2 separate regions of the Homo sapiens genome follow, and region 1 is linked to region 2. Evidence: chromatin loops called from intact Hi-C (ENCODE). Cell type or tissue: dorsolateral prefrontal cortex. All regions are shown on one strand. Each heading gives the region's core, and the rest is flanking DNA. Links, peaks and the distances in the headings are about the cores only. Region 1 overlaps KCNMB4 (potassium calcium-activated channel subfamily M regulatory beta subunit 4). Region 2 overlaps PTPRB (protein tyrosine phosphatase receptor type B).

Region 1 (10,741 bases), core at 1,029-9,028, 150 kb after region 2:
TAAGTAATTTTTACCAAATATCAAACACAGTATTTAGTAATTCATTCCAATGTCAACAAAATTTTCCTCTGGAATTTGTTCCAAATCTTAGGTCCCATCTTTATATGCACATTTTCCCCATTTGTATACTAAGAGGTCTGCTAGTAAAAACAAAGTTTTTTCTTTAGTAATTTGCTCTATAAAAAAGCCAAAAGAAAAACTTAGAAGCCAATGGTACAATTAAATTCAACATATAAATATATTAAAATAAATCTTTTTTTGAGCTTGCATCTGTTTTTAGAGCTCAATCTGTTTTTAGAATGCAAAGACGTCCGGAAAATAAACTACAACTGACCAATCATTTTTCACTCTATTGGTTATAAACATATTCAGATGCCTATTTCTAAGCATGTAAGTGTTGTCTGTCACACATAACAAGAAATCCAGAGGTAGCATGGCCAGGGCAGGGGCAGCTATTCCACAAGAGTGCCAGGAAGCTGGCTCTTTTTGCTCCACTCTTACTAATGTGTAGATGTCCACTCTCCTGTTTATCACCTCAAAGCTGCATGATGCCTTTTGCTGTTGTGGCATCAGAAAGCAGGAGGCAGCAGCACTCACATCAGAAAAGCAAAGGCTTTCCCAGAACATTCCAGTTAATGGTGCCTCCAAAACAGTTACCCAGGACAGAAAGCCAGAACTGGATCCAATTCCATCCAGTTCTTAACCTCAACCCCTATCAAGCATCATGTACTTCTCTAAATCTGCAGATTCCACTTCCTTCAAGTCCTATGTCCATTCCTCCTTTTCTTCCTCCACTAATTCTACCTTTGTCCAAGCTCCTACCATCCCTTGTCTAGACTGGTACAACAGTCTCCAAATTGTTCATGGATCCTCCAGCTTTGGCTTCTATCAATCTACCCTCCATGCTGCCACTAGACTCATCTTTCTAAAACTTAAATGTGACTGTCACTCCTCCACTGCCCTTAAGACAAATTTAAACCCCTTAGCATGACATACACGCACAGTATTATCTATTTCAACCTCTTCAGTTCATCTACCACTTTCTTTTTTCTTTTTTTAGACAGGGTCTCCCTATGCTGCCCAGGCTAGCCTTAAACTCCTGGACTCAAATGATCCTCCCATCTCAGCCTCCCAAGTAGTGGGGACTACAGGTATATGCCACTGTTCCCAGCTTGAGATGGTAGCATTTTTATGTGTAAAATTTAGGACACTAAATTACAAAAAGAGTAACAACCATGATACCAGAGTGATAAGCTATTCTGTGGCGGCAGGAAGATCTCTGTAGCCCCTGAAATGGGCTTGCTTCACGGAGAGGAAATAGACATTTACAAAAGTGAATTTTCCAAATAATTAAAGCTTAAATTTTAAGTTGAATAAAAACTAATAAAATATTAAAATATTATTGGTAAAAATCTTCCTAAAAATGCATTACACATTTCTTTGCCTTTTAAGGAGAGTAGGTTGAACCAAATTTAACCTTTTTTGATGACTCAGTGTCATCATTATGAAACTCAATTACCGTTGAGGTAGCAGGGCTGTCTCCCTCTCCATTAAATGGCTCTAGACTGTTAACCATTTATTTCTTTACTAATTGCCTCTCCCTTTCACCATTAGGATTTTATCTAGCATCTTAAGTTGTTGTAATTTTGTACAAGTCTTCAGAACCAGGGAATCATAAAACCATAGAATTTGAGAGTTTGAAGGAATTTTAGAGATCATTTCATCCATCAGTCTATCAAATTTTATAGTTAAGAAAACTAAACCCTAAGTAAGTGAGCAGTCTTTTTCTAATCAGTTGCTTTTCATCTTCTATTTTAATGGCTTTAAAACTGTGTTCTGAAGAAACCACTACTCAATTTGAGCTCAGGCCATTATGTTTATCTTTCTTTAAAATGCTAAGGGTAAACTGGATTTAAAAACATATGCTACAGGATAAACACACTTTGAGTGAACTTAGAAATTAGGATATATCTGTTAGCATCAGGAGTACAACATATTTAACAACAGAATTTCTTCTTTCTTCCTTTTTTTTGTGTTGTTGTTTTACTCATTCATAAAACCCTCATTATTTATTTATTCAACACCTCAGCCTCCAATCAGTAAATAACCAGGCCCAACTTTGTTTCTAACTTAGTTGTTAGAAATCTACAGAGGCAGGGAAGAAAAGCATATGTGTTTACTAAGTATTAGCTATGGTGCAAATGTGTTTCTTACAAAACCAAAACAGAAGCTCTTAAGATGGGTAATGCTATCCTCATTTTACAGGCGAGGAAACCAAGATGGAGAAGCTGCACAATTTATCCAAGGTCGTACAATTAATCAGTGATAGAGGAGAAATGTAAATCCCGATGCTTGATGTCACATGACTGCTGCCCTTAAGGAATTCATAATCTATAACAACAAAAAAGTACATATTCAACTCTCTTAACAGTGTGATAAAAGCAACCATGGCAGTGTGGGACTGCAGAAGAGGAAGTAATGAATTATACCTGAAAAGGTGGGAGAAGGTTACACAGTAACATTTGAGGTGAATCTTAATAATAGTAATAAAAACAATAATAGCAAACACTTTTGTAGGAATTATTGTGGGTTAGGCACATGCCATCTCCTTGATATTATATCCCACTTCTGCAAAGGAAACTGAGGCACAGATAGATTTAAGTAACATATCTAAGACCACGCCACTAGAAAGCGTTTGGTTCTAGAGTTCATTCTAGGACTACTGTGCTGTGCTAATTCCCAGAAGTAAAAAAGGTGAAGGTGTCCCCAGGTGAGGAGAAAGAGACAGGAGCAAAGGCATCAAGGTGTATGGGAAACAGAATGACTCGAGGTGACTGATGCAGCTGGAATAAAAGTTAAAATATGTAAAGCAGACCATATTACCACTCTGCTTAAAACCAACGACTGGCTGCTCACTACATTTTAAGAGAAATCTAAGCCCTGTATAGTTCTTGCTCCACTCTCCCACTCATTCACAGTTCTCCTGACACACTGGCCTTCCAGTACCTAAAACCACCAAGCTCTTTTTTGCTGCAGAACATTGGCACATGGTAGTATCTCATTCTGAAATATTCTCCCCCTAGCTTTTTACCTAGCTAATTCTTGAACATCCTCTGGTCTTGACCTAATTTTAATTTACACAGAAAGGTCTTTGAAATTCCCCATCATGCCGTAATATCTCATAGCAGCATCCTCAGCTTCCCCTTCATAGCACTACCCTACTTTGTAATTATACTACTGTTGTGACTACAGACTATAGGCTCCATGAAGGCAAGGACCGTGTCTGCTATTTTGTTGTTGTTTTCTTGTTGTTTTGTCTTTGGTTTTCCTTGACTGGCACATAATTCAATGGCAGAAGTTTAAGTTGGAATTGGAAGAGCATGGCCTTTATCCTATAGATAAGAAGAAGGCAGAAAAATTTAATCAAGGACTGTGACAAGATCAAAAGGAGGCTTAAACAAAGCAAAACAAAACCTAGCGTGGTGTGGATGACAGACAAGAGAAAGACCAAGGCTGACAGACTAGTTGAGGATGCCTTCAACAAGCCAGGTGAGAGCCTGAATCCAGGCAGTGGTGGAGGAAGTGAATTCAAGAGACTGCACAGGTGGTGTGGCTGGATTTGTTCATTTGACGTGTGTGTTTGTGTAAGCCTGCTCCGTGTACTCTGTGACCTACTATCCAGAGGTATAAAACAAAGTACTAAAAAGTAAACCTGTATAGAAAAACTCTATGCTCTCCAACAAGAGGAAAAGATAAAAAGACTGATCACTCCTTTTGGCCTTTAGATCCAAAGGGAATTGAAGAATGAATAGTTATTTTCAAAGGGACAAGCCCTCTTCAAGGAGAAGCCAGTTAAGGCAAAGATGAAGAAAGGAAATTGTATGAAAAGATTGAGAATACAGAGAAGTTTTCTGGCAATGAAAAGGGGGTTTCAAAGTATACTCGTTAAGGGGGTATAAGTTAGGTTTTGCTGAGAAGGAATAAGCCAGGGAAAGACTGAGAAAAAAAATGAAAACATGATATAGGGAGAATTGTGAACTTACCTGAATAAAAAAGTGTAAAAACAAAATCTACACATTTTGGAAGGAGACTGAGCCTCGAGGTTAAGGGAGGCAAAGAGTGGAAAGGTTATATGGGAGGGCCACAAATGGACTCAACCCTTGGCATGAATTCACCCCAGTGACGCCTCTGCAGAATCCTTCCTGGGTGTAGAGAGGGATGGCCGCACCGAGACTGACTGCCCACGGCAGGCACAGCTGCTTCGGGGCTGCTTCGGCCGCTGCAGACTCAACACTGGAATACAGCTTGCCTCAACAGGACTTAACCAGTGGAAAGCTAAGACTCCTCTAATCTTTGTCTTAGATTTTTAAAATAACACCCTTTTCTTGAAAGTCAAAACTGGACTATTCTCCCTAATTTCCTGCATTTGAGCGAAATCGAAAGGTTTCTTTAAATATAAAGTTCATCTTTTCAAGAGCATCTGGGAGTCCCTACAGTAAGTCTATTTTAATTTCATATTTAGCAGTAGTAAAAAGTGTACTAAGAGTAGATGGCACCAGGGAGCTGCCATTTTTCACACCTCCAAACAGCACTCCTGTTTCCTCTCACATATGTCATGGTAAAAGAGCCAAACTCCGAACGCCTGCCTTCCCAGAGTCGCTGAAAAATCCTGTCTTGAGTGCTGCTGGGCTGTGATAGACCACCCCCGCTTCTATCTACACCCCCACCGTTTGGGAATGGGACAGTGAGATGATGGATAGGGAATGTGTATCCGTTCTGAAGGAGGTATAATGAGCTTAAATTTACTGTACTGAAGTTAACACAACTGCTATAGGTGACATAATAAGAAATTTGTATTTGGTCTCTGCCCCGGTTCCTGGCACAGAACTTGTAAAACCCTTGTAATTTCCTGAGTAGTCGGGGTGAGAGGAGAATCTTCGTTTTTTCATAGTAAGCCCCTTTCAACCATGCCCAAGTTTATACTAGTGAGGTGACTCTTGGAGGATGGGGACCGGTTGTCAGAAGAACCAACCATGTGAATAGAGGATTAGAATTCAGCACCACCTCAGGCTGGGCGCGGTGGCTCACGCCTGTAATCCCAGCACTTTGGGAGGCTGAGGCGGGCGGATCACGAGGTCAGGAGATCGAGACCATCCTGGCTAACACGGTGAAACCCCGTCTCTACTAAAAATACAAAAAATTAGCCGGGTGTGGTGGCGGGCGCCTGTAGTCCCAGCTACTCGGGAGGCTGAGGCAGGAGAATGGTGTGAACCCGGGAGGCGGAGCTTGCAGTGAGCAGAGATCAAGCCACTGCACTCCAGCCTGGGCGACAGAGTGAGACTCCATCTCAAAAAAAAAAAAAAAAAAAAAAAAAGAATTCAGCACCACCTCTCTCTAGCCACCTCTCCAGGCAAGGGAGAGTTGGCTAGAGATCAACTCAACCACCAAGGGCCAATGCTGTAATCAATCGTGCCTATGTAATAGCCATAAAAACCCTAACAACTCCAGAGCTCCTGGGTTGGTGCATACATCAAGGTGCTGGGAAGGTGGTGTGCCTGGAGAGGGCCCCTTGCTCAATGCATCTCTTCCATCTGGCAGTTCCTGAGTTGTGTCCTTTATAATAAACTGGAATAGTAAGTAGTGTTCTGTGAGCCATTCTAGCAAATTATTGAATGCAAGGAGGGAGGATGTGGGAACCCCTGACTTAGAGAAGGTCAGCCAGAAGTACAGGTAGATAGCTGGGACATGCGCTTGACATCTGAAGTGGGGGTCATCTTGTGGGGCTGGACCCTTTAATTTGTGGGATCTGATGCCAACTCCAGAAACAAACTGAACTGTAGGACACCAGCTAGTGTCACCAGAGAACTGAACTGCTTGGTGTGGAAATACCCCACACATTTGGTGTCAGAATTGTTGCGAGAGTACAAAAAAATACTTTTATACTTTTAGTATATAATTTGGTTTAGCTCTTTTTAGGTAGACCTCACACTTCTGGAGGAATAGTCCTTCTTGACTGGGTATTGAGAATATTCAAAATTCATGCCCTGACAGGAGGAGACAACCCTGTCAGGGGGAGGCAGCCCTTACAACACGCAGTTCCCAAGTGGGGAGTGAGAGGACGTTCATCAACATGGTCACCAGCTAGTCAGGACAGCACATGGAAGGGGTGCCTTGTTCACCTCCAACTGCAAGCTCAAGCTCAGGAACGTTCTGAAACCAGTTCCCAGTCCAGGGCAGGAAGCTTCAAGGAAGCACCTGATTCACACAGCAGTGGGTTCAGGCTCAAAGAGTCCCACCTCACAGAAAAAGAAATCTGCGTACTCCTTCAGCATTTTATTTCATTCTGTCTCGTTTTCTTCAGGGCACGTTCCATTTTTACTTTACGATATACATTCCATTTTTCTCTCTCCCTCCAACAGTTTTCATCTGCAGGAGGCTTATTTCTCTATATCCACTCCTCAGTTACTCACCTCCTCCCCAAGCCTTTTTCCAGTCATAGGAAACTTTAATTTTATTTTATTGTGGTAAGAATACTTAAGATGAGATATACCCTCTTCAATTTTTAAGTGTACAATACATTACTGTTGGTGATAGTACAGTATTGTTGTACACAAGTGTTGACTTGTACTGTACAAGTCTGTAGAGCCTATTGATCTTACTTGACTGAAACTTTATGGCCATTGATTAGTAACTTCCGTTACCCCCTCCTCCCAGCCCCTGATAACTACCACCATTCCACTTTTTTAATCTATGAATTTGACTATTTTAGATACTTCATATAAGTGGAATCATACAGTATTTGCCTTTTTGTGTCTGGCTTCTTTCACTTGGTATAATGTCCTCCAGGTTCATCCATGTCGTCACATGTTGCAGAGTTTCCTTCTTTTCAAAGGCTGAACACTTCCATTGTATGTACATACCATATTTTCTTTCTATTTCTTTTCGAGATCGGATCTCGCTATGTGGCCCAGGCTGGACTCCTGGCCCCAAGCAATCCTCCCGCCTCAGCCTCCCCTAGCTGAGACCCCAGGTATCACCATTGCGCCTGGCTTCACATATTCTTTATCCATTCATCTGCTGATGGACATTTAGGTTGTTTCCACATCTTGGCTATTGTGAATACTGCTGTGGTAAAAGGAGGAGTGCTCTTCAGGATCTTGAAGAGTCAAGATCCTGATTTCAAGTCTTTTGGAGAAATACCCAGGAGTGGGATTGCTGGATCATACAGTAGTTCTACTTTTAATTTTTTGAGGAACATCCATACTGTCTTCCATAGCAGCTGCATCCTTTTGCATTCCCACCAACGGTATGCAAGGGTTCCAATTTGTCCGTATCCTCACCAATACCTGTCTTTTGTTTTTTTGTTAATAGTCATTCTGAGAGGCGTGAGGTGACATTACATTGTGGCTTTGATTTGCATTTCTCTGATGATTAGTGAGGTTCAGCAATGTTTCATATACCTGTCAGCCATTTAGATGTCTATTTTTGAGAAATATCTATTTAAGCCCTTAGCCTTTTTTTAAATCAGATTATTAGTTTCTTTTACTATTGAGTTGTAGGAGTTCCTTATGTATTCAGGGGATTAACTCTTTAGCAGATATATAGTTTGCAAATATCTTCTCCTATTCTGTAGGTTGCCTTTTCACTCTGTTGAGTGTTTTCTTTGCTATTTAGTATGATGTAGTCCATGGCAAACTTCTTGAATGAGTAGTCTGTACTTATCAAAGGCTGTACCTAAATTATCTTCTTCTTGACTAACTTCTTCTCCTTAAAATACTCTCCTTTTAAGACGTTCTTATTTGATTTTCCTTTCACCCTCTGGCCACTCTTCCTTCATCTCCTTCTGCCTATAACTTAAATGTAGATGATCCTAAGATTCTGTCAACATTTCCCTCCTCACTCTAAATGTTCACAATATGCACTCTTTGTCTTCGCTTCAACTACAGCTTGTGCGCCATGATTCCCACATCTGAATAGCACTGCTTCTGACCTCTTGCTCCTCAACTTAAAAGTCTGTGTTTCTAACTCTTTCAAAGCATCTTCTGGATATTTTAAGAATCTCTCAAATTCAGCATACTCAGAGCTAGACTGTCCTTTTCTAACACTCAGTCAAGTTTGACACCTTTTTCCTTATCACTTACATTGTCATTAAGTTCTGTTGATTCTAACTAAAAAATCTTACTGCTATAATCCTTGTTGCTACTTTCACCACCACTATTCTCGTTTATGCCCTCAAAGTCTCTTACGAGGACCAGCAGATAGTCGATGGGAACTTTGGGAATCAGACTAACTGGATTCCAGTTTTTGCACTTAACAGTTGTGTGCACTGGAGAAGTTATTTAACTTTTTAAATATGCAATTTATTCATATGTTAAATGGGGCTAGTATTTAGAGATTTAGTAATCTAAACAAAATGTCATTCACAATGGCAGGCACACAGTAACCATTCAAAAATGTTTTTCACTCAGTACTCTCCTTTCTTTCTGCCTTTAACCCATCTTTCCCAGCCAGTATACATTCAACATTCACACCAGTTACTTTCTAACTCAAAAGGTCTACTCATGTCAGTCTTCAATTAAAAAAAAAAAACTTTTGACAAATTTTTATTGCCTATATGACAAAGAATCTCTTTAGTTTGACACTAATGACCCATTAGAAATCTAACCCCAAGCTACCTTTCTAGCTTACAAACTCATTACTCCATATTACATAACTTATTTACCTAAGGTATCTTACATTGTCAAGCCTTAATTTCTTTATTGTTGCCACCTCAATGTTCAGTCTTCCCCCTTCTATTTCTAGCTGATGTAATCATATTTATATGTGCATATGCATATGCTTTCAGCAATAAGTCCTAATTCCTTGGAAGCAAAGAACCCTCCTTTTAATTTGACACATTGCATTCACTTATTCATTCACTCACCAAATATTTATTACCTGAAACCCAGACATTGTGCTAGATATTAGAGATACATAAACAAAGAAGACTGGCCCATACCCTTAACAAGTGTGCAGCCTGGTGAGGAAAATGGGCATACAAACAATTCCAGTAATGGGTGAAAAGTGAAAGGGCAGAACAGTGACTGTAGTTTCTGGTTATAGATTAGAATCCCTAGCATCGATTTTACAAAATGCTAATGCCCGGTTTCAACCACCAAAGATTCTAATTAATTGGTCTGTGGTAAATTTTCTTTTTTTAAAGTTCCTCTAGCTGGGCACAGAGGCTCCCGCCTGTAATCCCAGTACTTCAAGATGGGAGGATCGCCTGAGGTCAGGAGTTCAAGACCAGCCTGGCTAACATGGTGAAACCCCGTTTCTACTAAATAATACAAAAATTAGCTGGGCATGGTGGCATGCACCTGTAATCCCAGCTACTTGGGAGGCTGAGGCAGGAGAATCACTTGAACCTGAGAGGCAGAGGTTGCAGTGAGCCAAGATCGTGCCACTGCACTCCAGCCTGAGTGACAGAGCGAGACTCCTACTCAAACAAAACAAAAAGAAAATAAAATAAAAAGCTCCTCTGGCCTAGTTATGTGAAGCAACCCTTGCAAGCTCCTGGGAGAGAGTTGTAAATAGAAGCCTATGGAATATTATGACTCAGAAACATTTCCTGAAAAAATAAAATAAAATAAAATAAAATAAAATAAAATAAAAGACGATGACTATGGAATATGGGAGACAACCTTTTCATTGGCATTTTTGGTTGTTCCACAACACCTTGTTCCCTTTCTTCTTCCTTCCCAAATCTACTCAGGGGTATACCCCGTCTCCAAGTGACTTAAGAGATGTAACACTAGCCCCAAGTCAGGGGTTGATTCTGATTGTTCTTTCTTGTGATTGGTTTAGGTGTGGGCAAAGGAACTCACTGTGAACAAGGATACATGAAGGGAGGTTGCCTGTGGGAAGATGGGAAAAGTTTTCCAAATCCCAAGAAAAATGCATCAAGAAAGACAGGCTCTTTCTCTCTTTGGACACTGCTGCATCTGGCTGGGACATCTGGAACTGAAGCAACTATATTATAACTGTGAAAAGAGCCACCTTGAGGCCAGATTTGAAAAGGAGCTGGGTTTTGGTAACACTATTAAGTCATTGCATCAAACAACCCTGACATCCGTCCACCTGTGCATTTCTCCTTCATTTTCATTTTTTTCTTTCTTCCTTTTTTTTTTTTTTTTTTTTTGAGGCAGGGTCTCATTTTGTCACCCAGGCTAAAGTGCAGTGGTGTGATCATGGCTCATTGCAGCCTCAACCTCCCAAGGCTTAGTAGGACCCAAGCGATCCTCCCATGTTAGCTTCCTGAGTAGCTGGGACTACAGGTGCACATCATCATGCCTGGCTAATTTTTAAAATTTTTTGTAGAGACAGGGTCTCCCTACGCTGCCCAGGCTGGCCTTGAACTCCTGGGCTCAAGTGATCCTCCCGCCTCAGTCTTCCACGGTGTTGGGATTACAGGCGTGAACCACCATGCCTGGCCTTGCATTTCTTGATGTATAAAATAATACATTTCCTAATTTCTTTATGATGCTTTGAGTCAAAATTCTGATTACCTGCAACACATCACATCTCAACTGATACAGAACTAAATCAAAATTGGGGATCAAGGAAGGCACCCCAGAGAAGGTGATATCTGAGGAATTTCCAGTATGGCCGCCAAGAAGCAGGAAAAGCAAATAAAAAGGCATACATATAAAAGTATAAAATATTCTGGGAAGTGCACATAGTTCAGAATGGCTATTGCAAA
Region 2 (10,741 bases), core at 1,732-9,731:
TTCTAACATGAAGATTTTTGTAAAGTGCTTTTGGCTTTTCCTATTGTTACTGTTTCCCGTATCACTGAATCCAACTTCCTCTTTCTGTTTGCTTTTCCCTCTTCCCCACCTGCTCCCTTCTCCTCACTGCATTTCCCTCCCTCATTCTCTTGCTCCTCGACTTTTCCAGTCCCAGCAGCTGTCACCGACCTGAGGATCACAGAGAACTCCACCAGGCACCTGTCCTTCCGCTGGACCGCCTCAGAGGGGGAGCTCAGCTGGTACAACATCTTTTTGTACAACCCAGATGGGAATCTCCAGGAGAGAGCTCAAGTTGACCCACTAGTCCAGAGCTTCTCTTTCCAGAACTTGCTACAAGGCAGAATGTACAAGATGGTGATTGTAACTCACAGTGGGGAGCTGTCTAATGAGTCTTTCATATTTGGTAGAACAGGTAAGACCAAGACCCAAGCAGTAATGAATCGTGGGGGAATTGTCCCGGTATTCACTGGCTTTTCCTTGGTTGGTCCTTAGTTTCCTATTCTATTCAGGATGTAGCTTTATATGGCATTTGTGACTTTCAGGCTGTTTGACCCTAAATCGCACCTTTGATTATATATAACTAATTTGTGGCTAGTTTTTGCACTGGCTTCTGCTCTTTTGCCTCCACTTATTTACTTCCTAGGGCTTGGTAAAAAATGAATGCGGTTCCTCCTCTTGCCATCAAACTGTACAAGAGGGCTGTAACCCATCATAGTTTAATTCGAGCTACACCCTTCAGCTTTCTAACAAGAAATAGACGGAGAGGAGAGCAGGAGCAGAGAAGGGCAACCACAAATATAACAAACAGGCAGTGACTGCTGCGAATTAGAAACACAGCGCTAGATGAAGTGAAAACACAGAGTTCCAGGAAAGTGAGAGACATCTCTCTGGGCTGCAAACAAAAAACAGAATCTACCCTTTTCCCATAATTTGAGTCCTTTATCTCCTGTTCAAAAAAAAATGTTTTGGGGGGGGACGAGTTCTCACTCTGTTGCCCAGGCTGGAGTGCAGTGATGCCATCATGGCTCCCTGCAGCCTCGACCACCTGGGCTCAAGTGATCCTCTTGCTTCAGCCTCCCGAGTAGCTGGGACTACAGGCACACGACACCATGCATGGCAAACTTTTAACTTTTTAATTTTTATTTTTTGTAGAGATGGGGGCCTCCCTGTATTGCCCAGGCTGGTCTTGAACTCCTGGGCTAAAGCAATCCTCTTGCCTCGACCTCCCAAAGTGCTGGAATTAGAGGCGTGAGCCACCACGGTCAGCCCACCTATTCAATTCTTTTTTCTCATTTGACAATAGTTTTAGGTGCTCTTCTGTGCCAGGCACATGGCCCACTGCTGTAATGTGACGGTGAACAAGACAGTCAAGGGCCCTGCCCTCAGAGAACTCTGCAATAGCGGGGAGGGAAGAGGACAAGGACAGATCATCAAAGGGAGATGATCTGGGAATGCCTTAAATTCTATGAAAAAAATGATGTGTCATGATAGTGACTTGGCAGGACAAGCAACTGCTTTAGATAGGAGAAGGCATTTCAGCAGAGACCTAAAGGTGAGGGGAGCCACGTGGGAACATATTCCAAGGGCACCCAACAGAAGTTCTGTTTGTCTTTTGAAAGGAGTGAAAAAGAGCAGCGATAAGCTTCAACCACAAATAGAATTGCCTAGATGTCATCATTTCTGAGGCAACCCACCCTTTGCACATCTTTCCTTACCTGCTCATTAATGCTTAAAGGTCTCCCAATGTGGCAACAGTCTTCATTCTCCAAAAAATAGCAAAGCTATTGGGATAGGTGGCAGCATGACTAATCTATACAGTGATAGGAGTGACTGTTAACACTTCTCTCCCTAAATGAAGTTGTACCAATACAGATTTTATAAAAAAGAGCACAAGAGAACTGAGAACCTAAAGGAGGGTACAGAGGATGTAAAGAGACCCAGAGAGGGTTGTTATGGGATGGTGGCTGCAATGAGATAGGCCACACTGGGAGGAGCTGGAACCTCGTATATACATTTTCTGGGCCTTTTTCATAAGCTAAATGACAACGATTTATTCATCATTTATGAAGATTTCATTTTACATGCCTATCAGGGTCCATGTGGCAAGCATCTAGAAGTCACCACCTGGTTTGTTTTGTTTTAATTTATACCATATCTCTAGTCCATATGCCCTTAAAGTTAAATGGCCTGAAATGTAGGCAAGATCTGACTACAATATGTACGACTCACCCACATGCCCAACATAGCATATACTCTCACCTGTGGGCCAAAATGCCTGTGTTTCTGTTTTGTTCTCAGTAACAATTTTTCTTCTGTTTAAGTCCCAGCCTCTGTGAGTCATCTCAGGGGGTCCAATCGGAACACGACAGACAGCCTTTGGTTCAACTGGAGTCCAGCCTCTGGGGACTTTGACTTTTATGAGCTGATTCTCTATAATCCCAATGGCACAAAGAAGGAAAACTGGAAAGACAAGGACCTGACGGAGTGGCGGTTTCAAGGCCTTGTTCCTGGAAGGAAGTACGTGCTGTGGGTGGTAACTCACAGTGGAGATCTCAGCAATAAAGTCACAGCGGAGAGCAGAACAGGTGAGAAGCCCAGGTGCCAATGGCCAAGGGATGGTGGGAAGTAGCTTCCAGAGACACATTTTGATTCTGATTTTAATGACAAGAGATAAAGCCAATAATGATATACCCTGAGCTAGCCCCTGAATTTGGGAAGGGACTGTGGGACAACAGATAAAGGACAAGGCTTTGGTCCAAAAGAAATATGTCCTTAGCTTAGCTCTATGAATCTGGGCAAGTCATTGAGCATCTCTAGGCCTCAGTTTTCTTATCTGCAAAGTGGGAATAATCATATACATCATCACTGTGTGGCTATCACCAGTGCTTCCTAACTGTTTTTATGTCATGGGCACACACAGAGGTCTGTGTGCCACCCTGGAGTTAATCAACAAGGCTATCTGCAACTGAACATAATTGTCTGTGGACGTCAGCCCTGTACCCCAAAATCTGATGGAATTAATATCTTCACACACTTGTAACCCATTCAGGGCACACTCATGCTCCACAGCACCATGGTAAGGAAGATCTGGCTATGAATATTTAAGAAAAGGTATATGAGGCTGGGCACCGTGGCTCATGCCTATAATCCCAGTACTTTGGGAGGCCGAGGTGGGTGGATCACTTGAGGTCTGGAGTTCGAGACCAGCCTGGTCAACGAGAGGAAACCCTGTCTCTACTAAAAATACAACAATTAGCCAGGTGTAGTGGTGGGCACCTGTAATCCCAGCTACTTGGGAGGCTGAGGTGCCTGTAATCCCAGCTACCTGGGAAGCGGAGGTTGCAGTGAGCCAAGATCACTCCACTGCACTTCAGCCTGGGCAGCAAGAGCAAAACTCTGTCTCAAAAAAAAAAAAGTGAAAAAAAAAAAAAAAAAGTACATAAAATGCTCGAAGACAGTGCCTTACACATAATAAACACTATTAATGAAAGCTCCTGCTACTATATTATTATCATATTATCTCTTCCTACAAAGTACATTAAAAGTGTGTCTGATGTTGCTCAGCTATCTTATTTGTATATGTTATGGCATAGCTGTGATTATGTGATTTTTCACTTTCTCCTACATTCAGCTCCAAGTCCTCCCAGTCTTATGTCATTTGCTGACATTGCAAACACATCCTTGGCCATCACGTGGAAAGGGCCCCCAGACTGGACAGACTACAACGACTTTGAGCTGCAGTGGTTGCCCAGAGATGCACTTACTGTCTTCAACCCCTACAACAACAGAAAATCAGAAGGACGCATTGTGTATGGTCTTCGTCCAGGGAGATCCTATCAATTCAACGTCAAGACTGTCAGTGGTGATTCCTGGAAAACTTACAGCAAACCAATTTTTGGATCTGTGAGGACAAGTATGACATGTTTTGCTACTCTTATTTCTCAAATGGAGTAGAGGAAGTATATGTTCAACATCTTACTCAAATAGGGCTTGGATTAAATCCATATTTTTACATGGGATTGGTCTGGATTTGAATTCAGGCAGAAGTCTCTGTAGATTTGTTCGTTCATTCAACATTAACAACAAGGGACAATAAATCTCTCTCTGCCCTCATGGGGCTTACAATTAGGTAGGACGTACTATTTGTAAATAGACATTATATTTTGGGTGTGATGAGGGAAGTAAATGGTACTATGGAGACACTTGTTAGGTAATCTGACCCAATACAAGAGAACTTCTTGGAAAAGGAAACATCCAAATAGAAACCTAAAGCAAGAGATTTACCAGGTAGAGGTAGGGGAAGAAGTGGAGAATATTCCAGGTAGAGAGAATAAAATATTCCAAGATGAGAGAGGAGGGAGAGTACAAGATCTACCAATAGGGGAACAGAAAGAAGTTTATTTGGCCATAGCATAAAAGGTGAGGATTAAGGGAATCAGATAATAAAATATTTTGTATTCCATGGTAACTACTTTGAACTTTATTTTGAACCAACTGGAGCCACTCAATTTCAGCAGAGATATCATAATCATTATTTACACTTTAGAAAGTTACTCTGGGTACAGTGTAGAGAATAGATTGAAAGAGGCAAAACTAGAAGCAGAGGGATCATAGTTAGCATATACTGCTGTATGTCCCTGAGATAAAAATACTTCGACGACGAAGCATATACCAGTTTCTTCCCAAAGGCATTTTGGGATAGATACTATCACCCTCAAAGAAAGACAGGTATTCAGTGTAGGGACTTTAATCCAAATATTTGTGTTTCAATAATACCCAGTATAAGTAGCTTCTGGGATCAGATCAGATAGTTATTGGTTGTTGATAAAATACATAGTTGAAAGTTAGAAATTTAAGCAAGTAGTTGTTTTATTTTTTTAATAAGCATTAATACTATAACAAGTATAACTTTTATGCCACATTGTATCCAAAGAGCAGTTATTTGTGTGTCAAGAGAAATATGTGAAAAAGAACTAAGAGTTTTAGTTTATGGCGAGCTCAGGATGAGTTTTCCGTGGCTGACTGTGGGCTGTGTTCATGAAATCTGCTAAGCAGAACACCCTGCACTGGTTACCAAACCCAGGGCAGAACTCTAAACACTTCTGACCATTGCATCTGGTATTAGAGTAGCCAGGGAAACACAATGCAAACACTGGATGGAACAAAGCTTTACTTACATAGAGAGGAGACAGAGTAAGATCAGCCTCAACAGTATGCATCAGTCCCCCACAGCCAGCTGCAGTAGTTGCCCAGAGATGCACTTGCTATCTTCAACCCTGACAACAGAAAACAGAAGGGCGCATTGTCTGTGGTCTCTTCCAGCAGCCAATGGAGGGCAGTTGGCTAAGTGCACCCCTCTCGGGCCACAGTAGAAGGACCCTGTCCTGTCTCCTCAGAGGACAACTATAGCATTGGTGTTCGCCATCTACCATGTGACACACATGCTTAAGCAGAACAAAAGAGCATACATTGAGCTTGCAACAGGGAATGATACTCCCACACAAGGCAATGAGCCCAGCACAGGGTGTGTAGGCTCTCCATCTCTTGGTAAGAAAGTATCTTAAGCTCAAGGGCCATTTCTTACACAGCCAAATGGGGGTTGATAGACTATGCACATGAGACTGCCTTTCCCAACAGCCTCGCAGGTGCTCAGTTTAAGAGCTCATACAACTCTGTTAGAGGCTAGGCTTATAAGTCACAACTGGACTGTTGTATTCAGTCCCGGGTGCTAGAATTTAAGGGAGGCATTTACCAAAAGGGGGAGTGCCCAAGAGGACAAAAACTGCCATGAAAGAGAGACTCAGTGCTGTTTCATGAGGAATGATTATGGTGGAACTTGTTTTTGTTTTGTTATGTTTTGTTTTGTTTTCTTCGAGGCTTGTATTTATTAGGATCGGGTGAGGCTATGGGTAACAGAAAATCCAAAATAGCAGAAGTTTAAATAGAATAGAAGTTTATAATTTTCATGTAAAATCATTCCAGTACTCAATTTCTCACAAATATGCTTCAACCATAATGAATGATTTGCAGTTCTCAATTTTCTACCATCCCACTCCGGCACCTCCTCCTTTGGTACCTGGGTTTCTGGTTTTTCTCTACGTAGAATGCCTCTTTCGTGATACCTTGGCAGAGTGTCACCTCTGCCTTACAGCTTTTACTAACTCCTGCTGATCACTAATAGCCAGCAGCTAAAAGTTGTGTGTCACACCACATAGCACCTTCTCTCACCATTTCTTCTGGTATGTTTTCCTTTCTACCTTGTGTTATGGCTATTTTGGACTCATTTCCATTTGTAGAGGTTAGAGCTAACGTCTTATTTACCTCTGTACTGTTCATAATCCCCAGAAGAGCACCTGGCACATAGTAGGTACTTGTTTCTCTCAACACGTGAAAGAAGTGTTCACTCCACTCTCTTTTTGTTTGCATGGCTTCAGAGGAGGACATAATTCTTAACTTTGCTTCTCTATATGTAAGTTGTTTTTCCCCCTCTGGCTTCTTTCAGGAATTTTTCTTTATCTTTGATTTTCTGTAGTGTGAAAACGATATGCCTAGCCATAGTTTTTTTGGCATATATCCTCCTTGGTGTTTTCTGAGCTTCCTGGATCTGTGGTTGGTGTCTAACATTTATTTGTGGGAAATTCTTAGTCATTCTTGTTTCAGATATTTCTTCTGTTCCTTTCTTTCTTCTTCTGGTATTCCCATTTTGTGTAGGATACACCTTTTGTGGTTGTTCCATGGTCCTTCGATCTTCTGTTCTGCTTTTCAGTCTTTGTTTTCTTTGCTTTTTCCATTTGGAAGGTCTCTATTGATATATCCTCAGGCTCAGAGACTGTCCTCAGCCACGTCTAACTATTAATAAGCCCATCAAGGCATTCTTTAACTGTTACTCAGACTTGTCCACACCTGTCCTCCAGCTTTTCCTACCCCAACCTTGGTTCCCTGGGAGATTTATGCTCATGTGTCTCTGCTAGGGTGAGCCACGACACTCTGTATTTGCCTGTCTGTCCCTCCTATACCTAGATCTCAGAGCTAGTTGGACCCAAAGGAGCTGAAAAAAAAAAATTCTCCCTGAGTTCTGAAAAGTGTTGCCTCCTCTGTTTCCTTTAGAGCCTGACAAGATACAAAACCTGCATTGCCGGCCTCAGAACTCCACGGCCATTGCCTGTTCTTGGATCCCTCCTGATTCTGACTTTGATGGTTATAGTATTGAATGCCGGAAAATGGACACCCAAGAAGTTGAGTTTTCCAGAAAGCTGGAGAAAGAAAAATCTCTGCTCAACATCATGATGCTAGTGCCCCATAAGAGGTACCTGGTGTCCATCAAAGTGCAGTCGGCCGGCATGACCAGCGAGGTGGTTGAAGACAGCACTATCACAATGATAGACCGTAAGTGTCCCTGGAGGTGCGCACAGAGCCTCCTGTCACTGGAGTGAAGGGGCTGTGCACCTTTCTCTATCATATCCATCACTGCTATTCACTTGCATACACTTCACTTTTGCATAAGCCTGTCTGATTGCCACCTGGAGAGGAGGACCTAAAAGTCTCCAGAAATGGAAACATTTCTCTGGGTAAAGTACCCTGACAGCAAACAAGTTAGATGGTCTTAAAGTACCTGAATGAGTTAGTATTTAAATATATCACTTTGCCTCATATAGTTAGAGCTATAATGGAGCTCTTAAGCAATTTGAAGCTACAACTTCAGGAAATTCTGCTGAAGAGCTACCTCTTTCATTATGTTTAATGTGCCACTGGCAAATCACTTCCTCTGCCTGTTTTCCTTCAGGAGAAGGGGAGAGTTTCTTGATTACAGCATTAAACACAGGCACACGCTCACACACACACAGTCTGATGCAGGAGAGCAGAATCCTTCATTTCACTAACTGTTGTTTATGCTGTGAAAGCAGAGTTGTGACCCCTCTTGGTTCCTTCCCCACCTCTTTTTCCAGGCCCCCCTCCTCCACCCCCACACATTCGTGTGAATGAAAAGGATGTGCTAATTAGCAAGTCTTCCATCAACTTTACTGTCAACTGCAGCTGGTTCAGCGACACCAATGGAGCTGTGAAATACTTCACAGTGGTGGTGAGAGAGGCTGATGGTAAGTTATCATGAGTTAACTCCACTCTGAGACACAGAATTGCTTCCTCAGAGGTCATGTGGGAGATCTTTCTGTGACAAAGTTTAAGAAACTTAAGTAGAAAATGTAATTTTTGTATCATTCACCCCTCTCTCTGCTGGATACAGGGAGATGTAAGAAAAAGCTGCTCAAAGGCTCTTTGGGCAATAAAGCCTGTTATCCTCTGGGTTTAATTATTAAATAGAAGAGTAATGATAATAGCAACCACAACGATAATAACAATAACCATCATTTATTGAGCCCTTACTACGTGCTGTGCACTATTGGAAGTGCATTGCATGTAATGCCTTATTCAGTCCTCTTCATTATTGGGTCAGTCTTGTTCACTACTCTTTTGTTCTACCATTAAACATTAATATGCCTCAACTGTCTTCACCCCTCCCTGTCTCAAATGCCTCAACTGATCATGCTTGCAAACCACCCACCAAGTCACAAAAATAACCAAAAGCTTAAAAGAAGGAAAAGATGTTCATGAAAAACATTCTTCCCTTCTCCACTGAATTTTGAATAGTTTTATTCTCTAGTTTCCTAAATTATTCAATATCTACCTAATTCCTACAGATAAGAACAAAGTCTAGGGAATAGTTATCACAACATCACATACAACCACTCAGTATGAGCTTTCAAGCTTATTATATCAGCATTTGTCAAACCACCTGTAAGAGTGTTGTATTTGGGGCACACCTGTCCATATATGTATTCGCCATTGAGGTCTTGTGTGTTATTTCTCCAAAAGAGATGCTTGTGCCTGGAATGACATTAATATAGTTTACCTTTCTTATATATTTTTATACTGTTTAAGGTGCTGCATGAGTTTCTTAAGCATCCCTAATAATTTTGACCCATTTGTGGGTAAGGGGGAAACTTGAAACCTGACAAACTGTGAGGAGTTTCTAGGCCAATGGGTATTTTAGGCTCACAGTATCTAACAGTCTATGTGCTTTCACAGTTTATTTAATTGTACTAAATCTGGTTATGCACAATTAATTAAATAATTTCAAGGGTCAGTGGTGTGTCCCAGATTTCCTCACACCACATAATTGAAGATAAATTAGTGAACTGTGGAAAGACTTTAGACTTAATTAGACTGCAATGAAGACAGTGTTTTGCTACATGAATATGAGACAGTAACCAAAAAAGTCACACCCCAGAAAGTAGCCTTGTGTTCCCCAGCCAGACAGCCTTCCCATTATTGATGTCCATGGAGATGAGCTGTGATTTCCAGGTTAGCTAAGATAACAATCCATCTCATATAAACGCCATTTATAGTGTACACACTCATGCTAAAGACAACATTTCTTTTTAACTACTGCCAACAAAATATTTCTAAGACTCACTTATGAGCAAATTTTATTAAACAACAATCCAGGATGCTATGATAAACCCTCACTGCACCACTTCTTGAAGCTCATTGTAAATAGTATCTGATCTCTATAGTATTTATCTTTCTACTTACGCTTTTCTCCAGCCAACATCAAAACTGGTTTGCAGTGCCAAAACACACAGCAGGCTGGGTGGACAGGGGAAGAGTTCTGGGAAGTGCTCTGAGTAAGGGGCCAAATTTGGATGGGGATTAAACTGTACTCAAGATAACAGATCCACATGCAGAGCAATAATCAAACTGGGCATGACATGTGGAGCACGCCTTGTGGGATGACTGCTCTGGCCTAGGACATGATTTCTCTTATCTTTTTCCTATTTCCCAGGTCATAGGGGTTTCCTTATTAGCTCAACTACAATGGTTATTGGCAAGATAGTTTATCAAGTGGGTTCACTCACAATGGGAGTTGTCCAACACTCTGGAGTTGTGAGACATGCTCTCATTTAATGCAATGAGCTACCCTTATTTTATTTCCTAGGAAAATGATGCTGTGTGTGTGTGTATTTTATATACACACTATTTATGTATTTTGGAAAAAGTGAATTAAAATTAACTTTATTAGGAGAATTTCACATCGTTCTTTGAGATTGCAGAATCTGTACTTTGGAAATGGCCAGAGATAGTGGATGTGGAGGCAGCCTTAGAAACCTAATTTAAAATCACTGAAATCACCTAAGTCACAAGAAAGGCAGTCCTTAACTGTGGGTTTTCTCCTCCAGGCAGTGATGAGCTGAAGCCAGAACAGCAGCACCCTCTCCCTTCCTACCTGGAGTACAGGCACAATGCCTCCATTCGGGTGTATCAGACTAATTATTTTGCCAGCAAATGTGCCGAAAATCCTAACAGCAACTCCAAGAGTTTTAACATTAAGCTTGGAGCAGAGATGGAGAGCCTAGGTGGAAAATGCGATCCCACTCAGCAAAAATTCTGTGATGGACCACTGAAGCCACACACTGCCTACAGGTTAGATATATTACCACTGTTTTGCTAGAAGGGACATGCTACATTACTAAGCACTCAGCTGTCTGAGCAACTGATGCATGCGAGCTTCCATAGATTAATAACCTACGTTACAAGAGTACTGTGCATTTTACTGGGTAATTTATAAACGTTGGATTCCTGCCTCCACTTGCAGGTAATGTGTCAAAAGGGACTTCAGCACTATGCAAAAGCTCCAGTTCATTAAGGGAAGAACTGAAGGTTC

Evidence for each region. Hi-C counts contacts between places; a loop is a spot of excess contacts. Peaks named below come from ENCODE experiments on the same cell type or tissue, not always from the same donor. Only the 100,000 strongest peaks of a DNase experiment are listed, where the experiment ranks them.
Region 1: it touches region 2 in a loop (2.0-fold over the local background); 2 of 110 quality-filtered maps call a loop at or near these places.

What each region holds. Positions count from the first base shown.
Region 1 is chr12:70,402,094-70,412,834 of GRCh38, reverse strand. The region is part of intron 2 of KCNMB4 (potassium calcium-activated channel subfamily M regulatory beta subunit 4); the gene reads right to left. Among named protein-coding and RNA genes, the nearest start is that of KCNMB4, 41 kb to the right of the region's middle. In dorsolateral prefrontal cortex, for the core only: no CTCF peak of the experiment used is centred there; a DNase peak (open chromatin) is centred at 4,648; H3K27ac peaks cover 1,848 bases.
Region 2 is chr12:70,552,536-70,563,276 of GRCh38, reverse strand. PTPRB (protein tyrosine phosphatase receptor type B) reads left to right here. Exons shown (of 34, transcript NM_001109754.4): 16 at 170-433; 17 at 2,343-2,606; 18 at 3,653-3,934; 19 at 7,129-7,407; 20 at 7,968-8,117; 21 at 10,257-10,500. PTPRB-AS1 (PTPRB antisense RNA 1) reads right to left here. Exons shown (of 9, transcript XR_001749196.2): 7 at 5,199-5,297; 8 at 2,281-2,672. Among named protein-coding and RNA genes, the nearest start is that of PTPRB, 80 kb to the left of the region's middle. In dorsolateral prefrontal cortex, for the core only: no CTCF peak of the experiment used is centred there; a DNase peak (open chromatin) is centred at 5,346; H3K4me3 peaks cover 1,337 bases; H3K27ac peaks cover 6,740 bases.